Regions from separate parts of the Homo sapiens genome. Here region 1 is linked to region 2. A link is a contact called in ENCODE Hi-C or POLR2A ChIA-PET data. All regions are on one chromosome and are shown on one strand. The core of a region is the stretch at or near the end of the contact, and the rest is flanking DNA. Distances in the headings are between cores, read along the strand shown.

The links. A loop is a pair of places that touch in the nucleus more often than their neighbours do. ChIA-PET counts read pairs that join two places held with the same protein, here RNA polymerase II (POLR2A). Pooled maps may share reads with other maps.
Region 1: a loop to region 2 is called in a map of ascending aorta, with 5 times the contacts of the local background. The contact joins two enhancer-like sites. A Hi-C loop is called at or near these places in 23 of 168 maps with a recorded cell type or tissue (IMR-90, MCF 10A, PC-3 and 10 more) and 15 of 50 pooled maps. POLR2A ChIA-PET finds 5 or more read pairs at or near these places in 1 of 52 experiments (K562).

What each region holds. Positions count from the first base shown.
Region 1 is chr7:32,158,354-32,164,445 of GRCh38, forward strand. It overlaps a transcript of PDE1C not described here. Among named protein-coding and RNA genes, the nearest start is that of PDE1C, 91 kb to the left of the region's middle. RefSeq lists an enhancer at 4,252-5,451. Within about 2 kb of position 4,843, at least 13 of the 41 ENCODE cell types and tissues checked have a DNase peak (open chromatin) inside an H3K27ac peak, as active enhancers do; they include PC-3, ascending aorta and heart left ventricle, where a contact is called at or near this core.
Region 2 is chr7:32,089,502-32,095,557 of GRCh38, forward strand. It overlaps a transcript of PDE1C not described here. Among named protein-coding and RNA genes, the nearest start is that of PDE1C, 22 kb to the left of the region's middle. Within about 2 kb of position 4,195, at least 6 of the 41 ENCODE cell types and tissues checked have a DNase peak (open chromatin) inside an H3K27ac peak, as active enhancers do; they include PC-3, ascending aorta and heart left ventricle, where a contact is called at or near this core.

The DNA of each region.
Region 1 (6,092 bases), core at 3,593-6,092, 70 kb after region 2:
GCTCCCATAACTGAGCTGACTTCCAGGGTTAGGAGGAAATTGGACCTAGCAAATTCACTTCTGGCTGCACTTAACAGTAATCAATAAATGGGGATCTGCAGCTAGGATACAGTTGTAGGGCTGTTTAGTCAATGACCATTAGCTACTACAGCATTTAGAAGGATGTAATTTAAAAAATGGTCTTTGTTCCAACCATGTGGGAAAGCATATTTTCACAAGTTTCTTCCCAAAATTGTCCACGTACTTCCTCCAGGCACCGCAGAACACCCAGTGTTTAATCACTGCACTGTTCTCCAGCTCCATTATTTCATCTCTGTCACAGGCCAGGAAACCTTCATTTCGATGCTACGTGTGCAGGAGACCAAGGCATGGAAATATAATTCCTAATTCTGTAACTTAATTTAAAAATATATACAGTCTCCTTTCTGCTTACTCAAAGATGGAGAGCTCCGAAGATTTCTGCCTGCGGAATAAAACTGAAACTCTTTCTCATGGCAAACAAGGCCCTACATTACATAGTCCCAGGCTTACCTTTGCTTTACCTGGTTCCAAACTTTACCTGCCTCTTGTTCACACACCTCAGTCACAAATCAAACAGTTCCTTCAACATAAGGCATGTGTTCCTCTCTCCTGGCCCTGGTTCAAACTGTTCCTTTTGCTTCCCTTTTATGTCCACCATAATCCAGGGTGATCTGTTTTATGGTTATACCATAGTGCCATTCAATATATGCATCGATCTCTGTGAGGTCTGGGAGACGGGGAGAGGGTGGGGGAGGACAAATGGGGCCTGCAGTGGTCTGACTCACCTCATGCAGCTTCAGTGCCCAACACAGGATGTAATTGTAGAGTATGCACTGAGCACATGAATGGGAAGAGAGCATTTGTTATCAGAGAAATTTTAATAAGAAGGAAAAGGATCATTTTCCTCTAGCAAGGTCAAAATCCCTGCCCTAATGCTGTAAATAGGAACAAATATTTCTACAGAGTAAAACACAGGGTTAAATTATCATAAGGTAATGAATCAATCACACCAATCAAGGGATATACAGATTTGCCTTATTACAGGGCACAGTTTTAAAGGGGTCTGCTTTATTTTTATTTAGGGTACCTTAATTTCACTGCAACAAACAAATGCAGTTAAAGTCATTCATCATGGAAAGTTGTAAGGGGTGACATATGGTGTTTTTGAGATATTTCCCAGTGTAGAGTCCCATATCAGTAGGCCAATCTGTCTCTTTACTTCATCCACCATTAAGACTTAGCCCCAAGCCTGGTACTGGGGAGGAGGGGGCTATAAGGGAGGAGAAGTAGAAAGGCAGAGGTGCAGCTTTTCTGGCAGGGGAGATGACAGGGAGAAGAGAAACCAGAGCAGAAGAGGCAAGGGTGAGACCTGAGTGTCCTCTTCTCTCTCTGGAGGGATATCCGCCCAAAAACCGGAAGCTCTACACCAAAGTGAACTCAGTGGCCAGTAGAGTTAGGTAAAGGGAGGCTGAGTTTTAGCTTTGCCAGGTTGTCTGTAGGCTCTTTGTGGTTTGGACAGGCCCCAGAGGCTCCCACAAGCTCCTGAAGCCAAATCTCAGAAGTTACCTGGGATTGTGACTGAGAGATAGTCCTGGAGGTTGCCATGGGGACAAAGTGGCCACGGGCTAAAGGCTGGACCATCTGATGCTGAACCACATAAGAATCAAAACCAGACCATCCTCAGGGCCTAAAGCACAGCCACAGGAGGAGTGGAAAGGGGCTGGGAGGGAAATAAAGGCGGGAAGGGGAGTCAGATCACACCTGCCAGCAGAGCCACACAAACCAGACACCATCTTGGTGAGCTGCAGGGTGCCAGAGGGGACTTCTGAACCAATGAGCATTTTACCAAAAGAAACTAAATCATCAGAAAAAAAAAGTATCATCCAAATGGTAAGTTCATATTTGACTTTAAATGTAGAGTTTCTCCCTAGTTCCCCTTAAAGTGGGGGCTCCAGAGGAAGACTAGTTCAACTAAAAAGGAAATTAAGAAGCAACATTTTCTCACACATCTTGGGGTATTGACAAAGTTGCAGCCCTGTTACACGGGTATTTCTCACATTAGGGCTGACAATCTATAAAGTACATTTTCTGGATAGTAACTCTTAATTCCCTATTAATTCATAAGAATAAACCCTCTATCCTCCAATAAGCCAAGTCAAGAAATTTTAGTGAAGAAAGGAATCTGGGCCAGGTGTGGTGGCTCACGCCTGTGATCCTGGCACTCTGGGAGGTCGAGGTGGGTGGATCACTTGAGGCCAGAAGTTCAAGACCAGCCTGGCCAACATGGTGAAACCCCATCTCTACTAAAAATACAAAAATTAGCTGGGCGTGAGGCTGAGGCACGAGAATCACTTGAACCCAGGAGGCAGAGGTTACGGTGAGCTGAGATCACACCACAGCACTCCAGCCTGGGTGACAGAGCAATACTCTGTTGAAAGAAAGAAACTAAAAACAGGAAAGAAAAGAGAGAGAAAGGGAGGGAGGGAGGGAAGAAGGAATATGATGGGAGAAAGCCCCTGGCTAGCTGACTTCTGCAAACCACTGCCTATATTTTAGGCTTCCAAAGTCTGCAATGCATTTTCAACAGCATTACTCTTGCTGCCGTCTCTCCCAACCAGGAATTTCTCTAATGCCTGAGATGGACTGAATTTATACTTTCAGCTCCTAGAATTACACCATCCTTTTCATAGGAGGTTCGTGAGCTAAACCATAAAAAATGAATTGGGCTGCAAAACTACAACCCATTCATTCAATCAACAAATACACCTGAAGCATCTATGATATACCAGGCAATCCAGGCAGTGGGTCCCTGCCACCCAGAAAAATTTGTATCTAATGCAAAATATGAATAAGAATAATGTGGGATGTGCTACCATGGGCCAGTGGTAGTGTCCAGACAGCACACGGATAGGAGGTTGGGCAGCCCAGTTGTGGAGGTATCCAAGAGAGCACAGAGCATCCTTGACATTGGGCTACACCCGTGATCTCACTGCCAATCTCCTCTACTCTACTGCTCCCACCCTCATAGCTTATTGGTGCTACCTTCACACATCAAATACTCTATTGAAAATCTCTTCCCTGTAAGTCTACAGGTTGTGTACAATGAAGTTATTGCTCATGCAACTGGAGACGAGAAGTGCATTTACCTCGCACCCCATACTGACCCCCAGGGGTAGTTTGGTCCAAGCTGATCTCAAATCTTCACACTTCCTTCAAAGGAAGGAACTTCCTTTGTTTAGAGTTTAGAGAGAACTTCAGGGATTCCCTGCATATTTTGGGTCTTTATGTGGGCTGGAACAGCAGTTCCTGTTGCTAATTAGGAAACATAGAGAAGTTTATCCACACTTCACATTGGCAGGGTGAGTTAGGTGGAAGCTCCAGAAAGAGTGTCCCGCTCCTCCTCCCAACCCAACAGCACTGAAAGCTTCCTGAGGGTTATTCTAGGATGAATAACTCACACTTTGTAAAATGTGCTGCTAAAATTTATTGTGGTTGAGGCATATGCTGAGGGGTTGAGGACACCTCAGATGAGCTACATTCCTGGGGGTGGAAGCCTGGATTTCTCAACGGCCCAAGAAGAATGTGCTCTGGTTGGAAAAAGGATGCATTCTCTAGGGGGAGTCAGCCCTAGAGACAAGCCCACTGGCTAGGAGCCAGGTGTGTCCATCAGCAGACCTTCTGTATGAAGGTCAACATTTGTGAACCTTTCTTGGACAATGAAAACAATCATATTTTGAGGATAATTACAATTTTATCCTTATGTTGTAGTTTCTTTAATCTCAATGCTTCCACAAAATCCCCTGTAAGGCAATAAAAGTACAAGATACTAAAGAAAATTGTGACTTGCCCCATGTTCCCTCCCACTAGAGCCCATAGGGAAGATACTGCATCAAATATAAAATTAAATATAGACAGACTGGCCCAGAATATCCAGGCCAGTAGCATTGGAGCTATGCCCCCCGTGCCAAGCTAGAAGTGATGCACCAGCAGAGAACTGCAGTGTGATGGGAGACTGTGGTCCTCCTAGAAGCAGATGTCAAGACAGGATTAGACATACAAGAAATGTATTGGAGTAAAATCTGTAAAAACAAATGAGTAAAAAGCTGAGCGAGGCTGAGAAAGCCATCAGACCTGGATGCAGGTCTGACTCCCAGTAAAAGAAAGTTGGGTGGCAGTGTCTGAGACTGTACTGCAGCTCTAAAAAAAGTTCAGCAAGGCCGTTAGTGAGTCTGAACACCAAAGTCACCATCAAAGGAGTTCCATGTCTCCCAGGAACAGCTGACCTTAGGGTCCCTGCCATGCTCAGTCATCGCCAATGGGTTCCAATGGGTTCCTCTGGGATGCACAGCTTTGGCCATCACAGGGATAAATTTCCCCACACACAAGCTAGGAGGCCATGCGTCAAGTTCACTTTCTGTGATCAGAGATATGAAAGGTATATTCTCATGGCCACCACAGAGATAAGCCCTCCCTTCCCAAACTACCAGTGAGAGGACCAACAAGAATGCAAGAGGAATGGTGTCTACCTCATATATACTTGGTCATTTTTTAACACTGGAAGATCTGTCTCTAAAAACTTACAAAGAGAGACCTAAATATTGCCTTTATGTGAAGCCAAGGTTGCAATAAAAACTTCTCTAGGCTTTAAAAATTCTCAGAATTCATTCTTTCATTTTTCCCCTTGGCAAATGATTTGGATTTGCAAAGACTAAAGGTGAAAAATAACTCCAGGAAGGCAACACTAAGTCAGGAGAGTAGGTGTCCCCAGAAGTTTCCAATGGGTGAGCAACACTCAGTAATAGAAAAATATGTGTGACCAGACTTCCTATGAGCTAATTGGGAATTTTAACCCATGACTCATCCCAGGGCGGGGCCGAAGCTCCAGGGGACGCTACCCCACACCATGCCATATCATCAGCCAGACTGCACATTTCCTGAAAGTAATCAAGTCAGAAACTGACATTTTGGCAGCAGCCCCTAGTGGAAAAATGACTGCCAAAAGCCAAAATGAGGATGAGTTCAACGATTTAATTCTGCATGGAAAACACAATCCATTAAATGGGATCTGACAAGGCCTTAATCTCATCCGTAGCTGAGGGTGTTGGCTCAATGCGATTCTGCTCTCTGGAACATATTCTTAGTAAGCTATCTATAGAATCTAGAAAGCCTTTGCCAAAGCCCAAATAAGTCCATCCTAAGTGGGAAGAGAAGCTCACCAAGCCCCCACTGACTCTGTAGGGAGTAAGCACATGATTCTTCCAAGTGCAAAATTATCAAAACCTGGCAACTCAACCTGTGTTGGGAGTCGCATGATTCAAAGCAAAGGAACTGAGATGGGCAATGCACTGAGTGGCTTCAGAATTTCCACCACTGCCCAAGGAGGTCAGGCCCACAGCCAGCATCACTCACAAAGCATCCATAGGGCTCATATTCCCTGGCTGGGGCCCACTGCATAATCCAGTCACAAAAGAAAGAGTTGGGGGTGTAGAGGATCAGTCTTCTCCCAAACAGGGTTTTAAAAACTGAAGTGAGAAAGAATTAGAGGCTGTCACCTTCTTTGGCCCACTTAATCCTAACAGCAGCCCCCAAAGCCCATTATTTTACTGTTTGCATGTGAAAAATGAGGAAAGAGAACAAAAGCATTACTCAAATCATGTAGTTTAAAAGATTGTTTGCAAATTCATACTTGTGGGATTCCAAAGCCCATGTCTCACCACTCTGAAGGTGGTGGTCCTCAGACTATTGCATCAGTTGGAGCTTGTTAGAAATGCAGATTCACAGGCTGCACCCCAGACCTACTGAATCAGGATCTGCATTTAACAGGATTCCCCAAGGAATTCATTTAGACATAAGGTTTGAGAAGCAGTGCCTTCAATGGCTTCTATCCAAAAAGGGTAGGTGGATTGAAAACATAAGTCTAGACTAGAAAAAGATTTAGTGCAATAGAATAGGGCCAGTCTTATAGGATATATAAAATATGTATCAAAATATAACTCAAACTATATATCCAAAGTGCACACTCAAATTAGTATAACCAATCACACCATATCTTTTTTCACCAACAACAAATC
Region 2 (6,056 bases), core at 2,945-5,444:
TTTAAAGATTTGAGAATGAGGAGACAAAGCAGAGAGGAAACCACTAGTCGAAGGCTACAAGTGCAGACACTGGCAATGCTGAAACAAAAAGGAACCCGCAGTTCTCGTGATAGGAACTGCTTCAATCATTCATTTGAGGGTCTGCACGGCCATGCTATAATGGTTCCCGAGACCTCAGGGAGTGCATACTGCACAGCTTTTACAGGGAGGCAATGCTGTATTCACAAGAGTTTCCACTGAAAAAAGAAAATGTCCAAGCATGCTGAGCAATGTGTGGAATATTGGAAGCAGAGTCAGGGACCCCAGATAAGAAACCTACAAATCACATATCTGGGAAACTCTCTATCACCACAATCCATTTTCTTGTTTTTGCCTCAACAGCATTTTTCCTTCTCTCCACAAGGAGTCAAGAGACCACAGTAAAAATGTTACTTGCCTGCTTCACTAAGGCAGGACAAAAATAGTTTCTTGGTACCATTTTCTTGTCTTTTAAACTTATCCTATTCCTTTTATCTAGTTTTTATTTCTTGCATCTAGCAACAGATGCAAGAAATCAAAAGAAAATGTTTTCCTGATACAATGCATGGAAATGAAGACAAGGGAGCTTGGATTAAATACTACACAGCTGAAAATAATGCATGGAGCTAAGTGAGCCAGCAGCCTTACTGTTAATAACATAAATAAAAAAATAGTAAAATAACAACACTCCTACATTTATCTCCCTTCTTTTCACAGGCTTCCCAAATCAGAGCATAGAATTATGCTGAGTGCCTAAAGGGCTCTGCCCTCTGTGATCTGTACTCACCCTAGATTAATGAGGCATTCCTAACACCTGTGCTGACATTTCTTATGCTGCCTTCCCAGCCATCTCAGGGGTGGTTTTATCTACATGGGAGCAAGCCTCTAAATTCCAGCAGTACCAGGGACTTAGAAGGCAATGACCTTGACATGCGCGGGCTTTCTTCTCACCACCCAGGAAGCAGGGGCCTCAGCACCAATATCAGCCAAAAACCATCTTCCACTCTGGAATTAATCATTATTTCAGAGTTTCCACTTCAAATCGTTGTTTTAGGAAAACCCAGATAGCAGACCAATAATGGAGTTTGGGAAAGGAAACCCCACGGTTTGGATCAAGGATGGATCAAGGATGCCCTTTTAGATGTCCTTGGATGGATGTATCAAGGACACCCTTTAAGAATCTGATAAAAGTTACAAACTTTGTCTCTACCTATTTGAACAAAATAGGTTATACTATGATTTGCATATATTTTAGGAGGCTCTTGGACCCTCCTGGAGACCATCCAAAAGCTGCCTTCCCCAAAAATCCTGCTGCAGTTCAATGACGTGCAAGCCAGCACATATGTGTGCATGCGATGTGTGTGTTAACCTAGTTTGCTCTTTTTAGCATTACAAGAAAATGGCATAAACTAAAAGGGGCCAGATAACTAACAGAGATATATTCAAGTTCTTCAGAAAGGGAACTATTTAATGAGCACCAAATATATGCCTTGTTTTCTACCAGGCATGTTATATGTGTTCTTGCATTACATCCTCTTTACAGCTGCATAACAGCAAGGACTGTGCCTTTCATATTCACCTATCTCCAATGCCTTTCATAGCAGTAGTGCTTATTGAATACTCCTTGAATGAATTAATTATTAGTATTTCATAGATGAGGAAACTGAGCCTCTGGATGGTTAAGTAACTTATACAAATCAGACAGGGAATAAATGGGAGAGATGGAATTTGAACTCAAGTCTTTCTGTGCAACTTTCCCCTGTGCTTCAATGAACTTTAGATGTAATCTTCTCTGAGACTAAATAAAAGACATGAACATAATAGGTAACCAAATAATGTGCTACATTGGCGACCAGAGCTGTGGGAAAAAATGCAAAGTAAGGTCAGGGACTTGGAGTATATGGAGCAGGAAGGACACATTGCAATATTCATCAGGGTGGTTAGAGTTGGCCTCATCAAGAAGGTGAGATGGGAGCCAAGCCTCAAAGAAGGTGAGCAAGTGAGCAGAAGAGTAAGTCAGGAAGGGGCAACAGCCGGATCATTAGAGGCTGGCATAGGAACCAGCCTCAAATGCAGAAGTATGGCTGGTGGTTCAAGAAGCAAGGTGGCTAATGTAGGTGGAGTTGGAAGAGCCAGTGGAGAGTAATAAGAAATGACGCTGGAGAGAAAATGGAGGCTAAGCAAAAACCATTACCTCTCCAGTCACTGCAAAGGCATGGGCTTTTACTCAGAGTGAAATGAGGACTCATTGCAAGACTTGGAGCAGAGCAGGTACATGATGTGACTTCCGTTTATAAAAACCACTGTGGCTGCTGGGTTGAGAATAGACCATGATAGGGGCAAGGGCAGGAAGGGAAAGTCCAGGTAAGAGGCTACATCTAGTTCCCAGGCAAAAGATGGTGGTGGCTCAGTCAGGCGGTAGCCATGGAAACAGAGAGAAGTATATTCTGGATACGTGAGAGAAGAGTAGACTTACAGATGACTCCAAGGTTTTTGGCCCAAGGAACAAAACCAACATATGTTCAGGCTCATCCCTATGTTCTAAGAGGGCAGAAGCCTGAGGGCTGATTCCCAAGGCTCCAAGGCCAATCTGAGAGAAACAATAAGATGTTTTGCCATTTCCAAAGATGTTTCCTTTTGTTCATGAGAGAGAGAGAGAGAGAGAGACTTACTCTGTGTAGCCTGTTAGAAAAAGAGGAAGGAAAGAGTTCCTTAAAGAGCATGTTTTTCACTGGATTTGAGTTTTGTGAGTAAAGTGTGTGCTTTGAAATGTTCCCTCCCTTCATGTCGGAGGCTGCATAATCTTCTCTCCTGCACTACTGGATGCTGGGTTACCTGGACCTAGCCCTGCTGGTCACTAAACCCTGGGGCCTCAAACAGCTTTCTAAAGCTAGGAGCTCTGGGCAGATGCTGACTTCCCAGTGACCCAAATCTGACACCAAGATTGAGAGGCCAGGGCTCCTCTCTCCTGTCCCCCGACCTCTACATAAAAAACACAGGCATTTCTGGCTAGCCTAGGCTGCCAGGAACATGTTGAGCCATCAGCTCTGAACACAATCAAGAGTGAATCTGGAGGTCCCTTCCAGATCCCACTGCTCAGCCAGGAAGATAGTCTATGGGAGGTTAAAGCAGAAATTACCAAAGGTTTTTACAGAGGATAAGTCTCCCACTTACTTGCTTTCAGGGCTTGCCTTTTAAAATACTAAAATGGAAAAGCCAAGATGGCACAAAAACTATAGTTTTGTAAGGAAAAAAATGTATTGCACATCCACTGTGTGCAAGGCACTATGTTGAGTATTCTTACCAGCACTGTCTTGCTGAATCTACACAACTTGTAGTTGTGAATTCAGCATTATTACTTTTTTTTTCCTAAGGAAAGTTTAGAAAGGCAAGCAATTGGCCCAAAGTGATCCACTAGTCAGTACAGATGTCTAACTTCAAACTACAGCTTTCACCACAGCTGTCTCTAAGGTGACAGGCTATCCTGTCTGCTGGGGACTAAGAGGGTTCATGGGATTTTCAGGTTTAAATGCAAGAAAGTCTCTGGCAAACCAGAACAAGACGATCACCCTATCTGTCTCATTAAACTAAAGTATGCACATAGAAAGTGCAGTCATTTCAAGAATACATAGAAGGGTAGGTAGAATGACTGCCTAGAGGGTTTACCTTTCAGAAGAGCAAGCTCTTTCCCACCTAGTTAATGGCCAGTCTTCTGCAGTCACAAGAGTGGAGTCCTTGGTGAGAATTTACTGCAGAGCATTAATCCCCATTTTCCCAAACATTCAACCCCACACCAGGATCACCTCTTCCAGCTGACTCTCAAAGCAAGCTTGTCACTTGTGTTTCCAAAATCCCATTCCCTTTTGCATCTGTTTGCTGCAAAATGTCAACTGCATCTCCTGCTTTGGTCATTGTAATTTATACTGCTGACTCATTTACCCAAGGACTCTGGCCCAGTATCTTGTTGAGGGAATGTCAATGAATTCAGTGGCTTGGGATAAGATTCAACTGCTTAGAAATGTGGTGTTACTTCTCCGGAGCCTGGGTTGCACCATTTGCTGGCCCTGCTCATGCATTCCTCCCACAAACACTTATGCCAACATTGGGCCAGGCCTGGGGCTGTTATCTTTACATGACTTTGTCATTTGGCAAAGAGCCCTGTCTTCAAGGAGTCTCATTGGCATGGTTCAAAGAAACTAGTTGCAAAAAATAAGCCAAAACAGTTGAAGTGTTGCCATGGACCCTGTGGCTTTGAGCAGCTAGCCCAGCTGTGCCAGGGGCCAGAACCCCTCGCTGAAAGCTGCTGTGTGCTCTGGGACAGTGCTGGCAAGGAGAGCTCTTTATCAGATGGGCCCTCTCTACACTTCTCTCCACAGGCCAGGAGCACAGGAAGGAACAACCCTCTGGATCACCTCTCAATCTCAGGGATAATACCCAAAAGGGAGAGAAGGTTGAATGCGTCACTGACCCAGGAATAGATGGTAAAGGGCTCCTCCTTCTCCAGCAGGAATGTGTGAGCCACTCTGCCTATCACTGTCTTACTCTCGCAAGTGTCCCCCATGGCATAGGTGTGCTGGTAAATGTCTAACAACTGGCTCTCAAGATTGGAAGTGGGGGAAGAAACTCTTATTTGTAGCATTTACTGATACCTGTGGCCCACTGTAGCCAATTCCAAGCTACCAACATGATGGCACTGAATACAGAGTAGGGAAGAGATGCCACAAAGAGTAAGGAAAAGATGCTGTCCTCTCCAGAGCTGCCTCCAGCCCACCTCCTCTCAAAAACCCACACCAAGAACTCAACCCCTTATCTTTAGTCACACTATCTTCTGATTATTGAATGAGGGAGGAGGGAAATTTTGTGCTTGTAAAAACATGAGGAAGCACATGATATTTTGCTTGACTGTAGCGGAGGGTATGTGGATTTTTACTACTTTAAGTACTTTCTCCCTTTACTGCTAAACAAGTTCACATATATGATTTCAGAGCAACTTGACAAACTGCTGTGAAAGAGAAGCAGCAGTTATTGTTGAACAGATAAGCAAACAGCCTCAGAGAGTGGCTAAGAGAGTGCCAACCAAACAACTAAATCTGAGTCCCAAGCTCTATCATTATTTCTTTACTCGTTTGTGCAAGGACCGCCCTCATCTCCCTAAGGAAGAGTCCAGCGGTCCATTCAGCAGTGAGTTCGTGATGATGGGCTCCCAGTTTTAAGGCTTTCAGTGGTTTCCTATTACTCATAGGATGAAGTCCCAGATACATAGCATGGCACAAAGGCTGTCTTTGCCTTGACCCCCACCTTCTCTCCAGCTCCATCTCTTGTTTTGCCCATCTCCTCACCAGCCCTGCAAACTTGTCTAACCTCCAACCACACTGCTTGGAGTTCACTTAGCATGAGCAGCTCCTTCACAGCTCTGGCCTCTAGCTATACCTTCCTCTTCCCCACTATTTGGAACACTCCTCCTTGTGCCCTCTCCCAGCCCCTGCTAAGATCTGCATATCTTTCCACTAATTTATGGTCCTTATTTCTATAGAAAGTAATGTGCCCCTCTAGACTATAAATCAACTCCTTGAAGGCCAAGGTCAGACTCAATGTGTCCTCTAGAATATATAGGAAATTTATAATAAATGCTTGCTGAATCATTCTATTTCATTACAAAAAAAACAGCCTTGCTTCTCAAAAACAATGTTCCATGCTCAGCTTGCCTGAAGACTGAAAATCTTGGGAAAGCAACCAGACATCCCATCAGTGGCATTTCCGATGAGGGGCAGACCCTTGTCAGAGGGAAAAACAGTGTGAAGTCAGACAACAATCAGGTTATGTGCCCATGACAGGCAGATCCAGCACCCTTCCATGGCCGGACATGGACTCCTGCCTTAATCCTCAGTCCCTTCCTTCCAGACAATGGCATTTGAGATGTGTCACACTTAGCAGCCTTCCTTGCTAAAACTGGTTCACCCTTTGCTACTGTCTCAGTTGCAGCTGCAGAGGTATATGGGTTGGCCAGAATCATACCAGCCCTAACCTGGGCCAAGGGA